Regions from separate parts of the Homo sapiens genome. Here regions 2 and 3 are each linked to region 1. Evidence: chromatin contacts called from ENCODE Hi-C data. All regions are on one chromosome and are shown on one strand. The core of a region is the stretch at or near the end of the contact, and the rest is flanking DNA. Distances in the headings are between cores, read along the strand shown. Region 1 overlaps MEF2C-AS1 (MEF2C antisense RNA 1). Region 2 overlaps LOC102724637 (a long non-coding RNA gene). Region 3 overlaps MEF2C-AS1 (MEF2C antisense RNA 1).

Region 1 (2,822 bases), core at 197-2,696:
TAGTTAGGATTAAATACATAAATAACAAGGTAAGGTAGCTTAAGTGTATGCTGGGTAACAGGCAATGTCAGACCAAGATTTTACTGGAGCTAATCAAGACAACTGAATGTGGGATGCATGTTTTCATTGTAAAAATGCAGGCAAGCTTTTTAATGTTTTCTTTTCATGTGATGTTTAGACAAATTGAGGTTTGTTCTTGTCTCATCGAGCTCTCATTTTCTCTTTCTGTCGTTCTTATTCTCTCTCTCTCCCTCCTTCCCTCAAGGAGAATCTCGAAATGAAACTGACAGAGCTGTGTTTCACTCTTTTATGGTGTAATGTTTGTGAGGTTTCTCACATTGTTTACATGTTTCCTTGAAATAAAGATGGCACTTTCATTGAGCATGTGTCCTGAATTTCCTCACAAAATCAAAATTGAAAATGGAGGCTAGAAATAATGCTTAATATCTTTTATGTCTATTTTGTCATGAAAATTATTCTTTGTCAAAACTGGCCCTGTATAAATAGAGAGGAAGAATATATTTTTGCTCTATTGCCTTCTACACCTCTTTGTATTATTCTAGTACATATTCTAGTATGTTTTTCTAGGTTCTACTCCTAAAGTCCCCAGGAGTCCACAGTTTAGTGACCCTGAACATTTAAGATTTTTAGAAAGTGTCTAATTTCTAAATTTTGCATTCTCATCTATTATTACAAGTTTGCTGGAGTTTTCAGTCTTGTGGGCTATAATGTAATAAGGATGTCAATACTTTATGCATCCTATATAGCATGTGAGCAAATAACAATCCTATCAAGATAGTTTCTTTAGAGAATTTTTTGTAGAAATCATCTTATAAACTGTTGCCATATTTCTAAGTTCACAGAAAATAAGTAAAAACAAACCAAACTATACTTAGTGTTTAGTGCCCCTTCTTCCCTCCAAGCTGCCCCTTTCCCTACTCTCCAAAGTCAGAAATGTCAGACTCCTAGAACGTTGTTAATAGGAAACAATCTGAGAGTACTAATTTCCACTAATTCATGAAAGTGTGAATGACTCTTAATCCCTTAAACTCCCAAAGGTTGAGAGTGATTGGAATAGTTGCTACCTAAATAAATCATGAATTTGTAGAACTTTAACATAACAATACATTGATGTAAAAAAGATTCAGATAATACATAAAGATTTATTTTCAGTTAGCACGAGAAGATCATACCAATTTAGATGTTTGCCTCTGCATCTTTTTATCTATAACGCTCGTGATTTACACAGCTTTCTTATTCTTAACTTTTTGCACCACAGAATCTAAAAAGTCCCATTCGTCTTCATTGTGGTTCCTATTTCAGCAGCTGCAAGGCACTGGTGTGTGGGGAAAGTGTGGCAGGAAAGAAGGTATTGTGTACATTGATTTTGGGTAAATCAGAAACTGTGTATTTGCATTCAACTAGGGACTTTCTGGGGATACTGCCTGACTTGAAACTGTGAGGAGTTCAGGGTCTGTGGAAGGTTGTTGAGAAAATATTTAAGTTCCTGAAATCACACCATTGGTGTAGCCTTTTCTATCCTTTATATGTGACTTAAAATTCATTTTGTTCATTTCTAAATGAAATAAATGAGGTTTATACACCATAACCCTAGCTTCCTAGCTGTGGTGCTAGTATTCACTAGTCCCGTGTTTTTCAGAAAATCATTTTATCTCTTTTTGACTCAATTATCTCCTGAATCAAATGGGATCATGATTCTAGCTGTGTCTTTCAAAGGTGCTGTTGGAGAAATGATGGACGAATAGATATGAACATGCTGAGACAAAGTTAGGGATATTATGCAAATTTTACATATTTTAATTATCAAATATTAAGAGACAGGACAAAATGCAGCTTTAAAATATTTTCTTTAACTCTTTATTATAACTAATTTCTTGTCGAGATCTAGGTTAAGATTTAGGGAAGTCATAATGTGAACTACTTTGTTGAAACTGAAATTAACATGAAGTTTCAGATTTTATAAAGTAGTTATTGGAATACCTTTATAAAACTGCTTGCCCTCTTGCCTTTAAGAATGCCAGGGAACTCAACATACTTCTCAGGGTCCTTAAACACAATCAATGACAAAATAGTTTTTTTTTTTCCCTGAAAAAATAATCAGTGTTATTCCAGGTAAGGATTCAAAGATATTTGAACATATGTGATAAACTAAAATTAAACTGGACTAAAATTAAAACTACAGTTTTAATTTTATATCACACAAAGCATTTATGAGAGTATATTGTTTAATTTGTAACCCAAGAAACAGTCTTTGGGAATGTCAAGATGCAATTGAGGAAATGTTTCAGGGGGTTGGGTCCTGTATTAGATTGAAATGGAGGCAAGAAAGAGTAAGGCTTTCTATATTAATGGCATTGGGGTCCTTTTACACCAACAGTCTATGAAGCTTTAGAAAAGAGAGAGAGGCACAAAGCAATCTATTCAGCAAGACATACATATATACAGTATTTGGTTTTGCATTACACCCAAAAAGATGGTGTAGTGCAAAGCCAAACACTGTACAACTCACTTCCATAGACTGGAATTTCACAGACTTGGGTTGATATTGTGTGTCTGATTATATGCCTAAACAATAACTCTATTTGATAAAAATCTTAATTACAACTATCCATACTAATATTCAACTATCAATACTAATATTCAAAGTATTTCACAATGGATCTTATGCTTTCTAAAATGCAAAACATTAGATCTTTCCAGCAATTATAAACAGATGTTAAATATTTCTTTATAATACATATTCATTATATATTACATATATATTGATCTATATATATAAATACTTACAAGCACGTGTATAT
Region 2 (2,822 bases), core at 94-2,593, 500 kb before region 1:
CACAGCAAAGAATCATCTGGCTGTTCCAGATAACACACACAGACTTCTTCAAGAACCACTTAAGCTCTAATACGCCAGCATTTTCCAACAATATTAAGAAAGGTTGACAGTGCTTTTCACCTTTTTCAGATTTCATTGTAATACCCACGATTGAGATGGTTGGAGATAAAGCCATTATCCAGTGATAGTTCATCATGTTGAAGGAATCCTGCTGTATGTATTTTATATATTTTGATATGGATATGTGATATGCACCCTTAATACAATTCTAGTCTATAACAGCTACCTAACAATATTTCAGAATGAGCTTTTTCTAGTATTCTGTGCCATTAAAGAGTGGCCCCTTTGTACATTAATGAAAGCTTGTCCTTTAGAATGAATAGGAAGTCTAAGAATTTGGCTAAATACCATCTTTCTGGAAGAGGAAAAAATTAATGGCAAAATATTAGAAATATAATTGATCAAATGCAATACTCATTGTAGTCAAGAGTAAGTAATGCAAAAATCTGTAATTCTCATGAAAAACAATATTAAAATTGTGTTCCCGGGAAGTTAGTAACATTTTGACATTTTTTCTCTATTCTTTAAATGGTTCAGAGCAACTATTTATTAATTAGCATTTTCTTTAAGAAAAACTAATATCGTTGTGGAGGATTAACTTCACTTTGGAGTGTACTACTCCCTTAAAAGGACCATTAAAAGGCTATAAAATTAATTGTTTTCTACTAATAAGTTATTATTTAGAATCACTTAGTTTCATCTACCAGAAAAAAATGCTTTTTGAGTTAGAGGTTTTATATTATCTCAGTCTTCTCATCCATGATCAATACTTACTCCATTTTTGTTATTATATCTGTTTCCTTCTGGTTCTCATCTTAGCTCAAAAGAAAAAGGATGATTGAACAAAATACCTTTTGAGTAGTCTCTCTGCTCCTCAAAGCACATGTCTTCATAATTATCTCAAATTTGCATATTTATTGTTAAATAAATATAAGGGGAATTTATTGCAGTATGCTGCATTCTTTGCACTCTCTGTGTCTTGTTTGCATCTTGCCTGTTTTGATCGTTTTAGATTAGAGGCACATGAATTATCATTTATTTTAAGTGCTATATTATAGTCATTTTTGCAGAGAAAGAAAGCAGTCAAAAAACAGATTGTCCAACTTCTTATAAATGAGAATGTCACAAATAAAATGCCAGTTTGTTCACCTTGTCCTTTGCACTAACGTCAAGCCATTCTCTTCGATGCCTTTTTTGTAATTATGAGTAATAGCCCAAATATTTTACAGCAGAGAGATGAGTCACAAAGCGGAAGAACTATAAATACTTTTGTTCTCGAGAAACAATGAAGCTGTATATTCTTTCACATTCACCCACCACATATGTGTTTTATTTAAGGTTAAGCTTTTTTAAAAACAACTTTCTCCTGCTTTAAGAGTTCCAATCTCCAGTACAAGTTTTGTTTTCCAGTAAACTGTTTCATTGTATTTGATGCTTCATAAATGTATCTAAATCTAGCTCATCATGCACTGCTAGCTACACCTAATCATACACACATGTCTGAATTACTCCACTCCTATTTAAAGGAAAAGAACAAAAAGTAAGAATGGCAGATGTGTTCATAATTAATATCCTACTGGGTTAATCAGTAGATCCTCAGGAATGCTATGAGGGTTTTGATGTATTCAGAAAATCACTGCCTTTATCTATAGACCTCTTTAAAGACAAACATACAACAGTTAGTTTTTAGAAGATGTGATCCTTGCAAATAAGATAGTAAATAATATTGTCACAGACTTGCCTCTTTGAATAACCTAATTCCATGCTTGATTTTATATGTTTAAGTGAGGAATTTATGGTTCATATTTACAGCCAGTGATATGTGCAAGGATTGCTGTTTACTAACATCACACTCAAAATTTCTTGTAGACATTTCAAGCAATTTGAAGTATAGTTCTTCTAGAAGTAACTAAATATAAACAAGATGGGCACTTTTTTTAAGGAGATTGATATTTCAGAATTGTTGATCACTCCTATACTTGTGAATGAGAGAATATAAGAGACATGGTAATTCACTGAAGGAGAAGAAGAAGAAGGAGAGCATTGCATTATTGGAAAAACTCCATCTTTATAGCGAGACAATACTGAGTTGAAAGCTCAGTCTCCCACTGTGCAACTCTAGGAATTGCTTAAGAGCTCTGGTCTTTGGTTACCTCATCTACTAATGCAGAATAATAACACTTCTGTCTTAAGGTTTAGAGTGTTAAAATAAAGCAGTACTTGGGACATTGAAAAATGCTGAATTTAAAAGTCCTGTTTCATGGGGAATATGAAACTTTCATTCTAAAAAGACTGTACTGTATGAAAGATAAATTTTAGTTATATTGTGGTCCACATTTCAGTTTTGGAGTTAATGTATTCAGGTATGTGCCTGTCACAAAAGGGTCGTGCATTAAATGTTGAGTGAAAACATTGTGGCTTAGACAGAAATCTTGGAATTTAACTAGAAATTTATTTTTTTAAAAAATGAAAGAATAGGAAGAGGTTCATCAGCTCTGTCTTGACTATCTCTAGATCTATGATTGATGCAATATTACCTTTAAGTAAAAAAAAAAAAAGCTACATAATTATTTTAGTTTTATTGTATCTTCTTAAGTATGTTTCAAGTACTTTCATTTGTGTTTGACTCTTCAAGATCTTACCTTCACTACAACCCAGTATTTCCATTGCAAGTGATAATATTGCAATGGAATATTGCAGTCTTTCTGAATAACAGAATTTACATTATATCAGTCCCCGAGAGGACCAGGGGCATGGAAAGA
Region 3 (2,822 bases), core at 235-2,734, 310 kb after region 1:
AATTTTTGTGTTAAATCGTAGCCTTGAACCTTTCTTTAATTGACTGGATAATGGAGAGTGTTACATTGCTCTCTGCAATTACAAGCAACGATTCCCAAACTCTGTTCTTCAAGGTCACACGCATACACACACACACATACACAGAGAGAGAGAGAGAGACAGAGAGGCACATACCTAGAAGTATTTTTGTCTCCGCATTTATTTTATATATTAATTTATGAAAATTTTGAATAAATGTGCAAACAACTACAATTGTCATACAATTCTCTGCTTTTAAGAAATGTACACCACTTTGGGAGGCGGAGGCGGGCGGATCACGAGGTCAGGAGAACGAAATCATCCTGGCTAACACGGTGAAACCCCGTCTCTACTAAAAATACAAAAAATTAGCCGGGCGTGGTGGCGGGCGCCTGTAGTCCCAGCTACTCAGAAAGCTGAGGCAGGAGAATGGCGTGAACCTGGGAGGCGGAGCTTGCAGTGAGCAGAGATCGCGTCACTGCACTCCAGCCTGGGCGACAGAGTAAGACTCCGTCTCAAAAAAAAAAAAAAAGAAAGAAAGAAAGAAAGAAATGCACACCAGCACACCCAGAAGTCACAAGAGCGACTTTATGACTTTTAATCTACACCTTGATGCAGTATTTACCACTTAACCCTCAGGTTGACATGTATTGTCTATTTGAAGATGATTGGTTTTTAGTAGCATTTTACAACTGTAAAATACTGTATAGTTTTAATGTTTGTCACATATGAAAAATGTATACCTCATGATCCCATTTACCATGAACTACAATTGAAAAAGGAGGGAATTAAACAAAAGAAGAGTCATATCGTTTTCAAATTGTGTCTAAATAAAACACGTCAACAAGTAAAATTTGGAATATTTCAAAATTAAGTTGATGGATCTCATTTTTTCCTGTCTTTGAAGTAATTCTTAGAGCAGTCCATCTAAGATTACCCAAATGTTGCAAAATATACAATTCCTATTCTCTTTTTTCTACACAGTTCCTATGTAAAATAAGATTTCATATTATATAACAATATTAAGTGAATATGCTATAAAAATAATTTTTAATATACTGTCCTGATAAAAATGTTTTGATATTTTATTATACTTAAGCTTGAAATAATTAGGTTTCTTGTTATTAATGAAATAAAATAAATTATCTGGTTGGTGGTGCTATAAAGCTACAGCACACATATGAATAAGTTTTGCCCCTTTTTTGCAGCTTTTAAATCAGATATAAGACCGGTCATGTTTGAGGTCTTCTTTGATCAAAGTATGCAATATGTCCTGTCACTTCTGTTGGTATTCCATTAATGCATTGTAACTTAAACATGTTTCAGTAGTCAGGTAAGTTTGGGATACCCTGCCCTAAAGGGTTGCTCAGACTCGCTCCATTGAACCCGTCTCATGCTTTGCAGTGTAACATAGTTCTGCCAGCAAGCTGAACTTGCCCAATTCCCTTATTGCCACACTGAGGAAGCAAGCACTCTTTCCCCATTCCCTGAGTCAGCATTCAAGCTCTCAGTCTCTTCCTTAACAGTGGGTAAAGTGTCACACTCTATCTTGATATTCTCCCTGAGTGTGCCTGAGTGGAGTCTATTATGCTTCTTTCGTGCAGTCTCAAACCTAGTATTTAAGACTTGAGAAAAGCTTATCCATAGTTTACTTCATTTCTGCAAATAAAATCCTAGGGACACACTTAGAGTCCTAGAGTTCCCCAAAATATCTATGCAAATTAAACTGTAATGAAGATCTCGAAATACATTCATTCTATAGATGTTTCCTGGGATAATGATTCTTTGGACGTAATTTCTTAGAGTGTTTAAATTAAATATTTTCTGCGCGCAGAATAGTAAGCGCTCTTCCAGTTTTTCCAGCTTTCTTTTATCTTTTTCCTTTAATATTGTGACTTCAAGGTCATTGTAATGATGTAGTGTGTGAGTGTGTGTGTGTGTGTTTGTGTATGTATTCTTCCTAATTCCCCTCTACAAAGTTGATGTTACATTTTTAACTTACATTGAGACATCTTGGCTTCTTATTAAAATCTATGATCAGAAAACATTATTGTACTGCCAATAACATTTATTTTGGCTCCTTTTTCCTCCTTTCCCTTCCCTCTTCCTAGGCCTACAGATGTATTTCTTTATTATGATTACAGATTTAGATTCAGAACATAACCAAAAGAATTTTCTATCAATAGGCTTCACATGCACATTTTTCCTTTATCTAAAACGTCATTCTTTTTAGTCTCTATAGTGCACAAGGTGTTACCTAGAAAAGGATTTTACTCAAATTATCCAAAGCCTTGTTCATTTATCAAAACCACTGTCCACACTTCACAAAATGAATAGGAAATGGCTCCCATTCATTTTGAACTGATAACTTGGACTAAAAGTCATAGGCATCAATGCTAAAAGGCATGGAAAATTCCCACACTCCACCACCAAATCCTGACCTGGGAGATTTGTTCTAATGTTCACAGGCAGGCATAAACTGTAGAATACATTCTGCCCTGTTGACTCATAATTTTTAATGAAATAATGCAAGACTTACACAGCTCCTTTCTCCCAAAAGCATTTTAAGGATGCATACGGCATCTAAAATCCTTAACAAGAAAAGTGTATTTTCCCCTGATAAAAAAAAAGACAGTGCCACTATGTATTGGTAGTTATATATCACAGGGAGTGAGAGAAACTGAGAGGGAGAGAGAGAGAGAGAGACAGAGAGGAAGTTGATTTACAGATTGAAGAAAGTTGATAAATTATAGTGTTACAGTGTAAGTTGCCTGATATTTTTATTTTGACAACTGTCCTCCAAA

Evidence for each region. A loop is a pair of places that touch in the nucleus more often than their neighbours do. Pooled maps may share reads with other maps.
Region 2: a map with no recorded cell type shows a loop between it and region 1 (9-fold over the local background). The contact joins two enhancer-like sites. A Hi-C loop is called at or near these places in 9 of 37 single-sample maps with no recorded cell type and 4 of 50 pooled maps.
Region 3: a map with no recorded cell type shows a loop between it and region 1 (3-fold over the local background). The contact joins two enhancer-like sites. A Hi-C loop is called at or near these places in 3 of 37 single-sample maps with no recorded cell type and 3 of 50 pooled maps.

Annotation. Positions count from the first base shown.
Region 1 is chr5:89,434,100-89,436,921 of GRCh38, reverse strand. The region is part of intron 8 of MEF2C-AS1 (MEF2C antisense RNA 1); the gene reads right to left. Among named protein-coding and RNA genes, the nearest start is that of LINC02161, 150 kb to the left of the region's middle. Within about 2 kb of position 1,446, at least 2 of the 41 ENCODE cell types and tissues checked have a DNase peak (open chromatin) inside an H3K27ac peak, as active enhancers do.
Region 2 is chr5:89,929,397-89,932,218 of GRCh38, reverse strand. All of the region lies in intron 2 of LOC102724637 (a long non-coding RNA gene), which reads right to left. Among named protein-coding and RNA genes, the nearest start is that of MIR3660, 86 kb to the left of the region's middle. Within about 2 kb of position 1,343, at least 7 of the 41 ENCODE cell types and tissues checked have a DNase peak (open chromatin) inside an H3K27ac peak, as active enhancers do.
Region 3 is chr5:89,119,578-89,122,399 of GRCh38, reverse strand. All of the region lies in intron 4 of MEF2C-AS1 (MEF2C antisense RNA 1), which reads right to left. Among named protein-coding and RNA genes, the nearest start is that of MEF2C-AS1, 240 kb to the right of the region's middle. Within about 2 kb of position 1,484, at least 2 of the 41 ENCODE cell types and tissues checked have a DNase peak (open chromatin) inside an H3K27ac peak, as active enhancers do.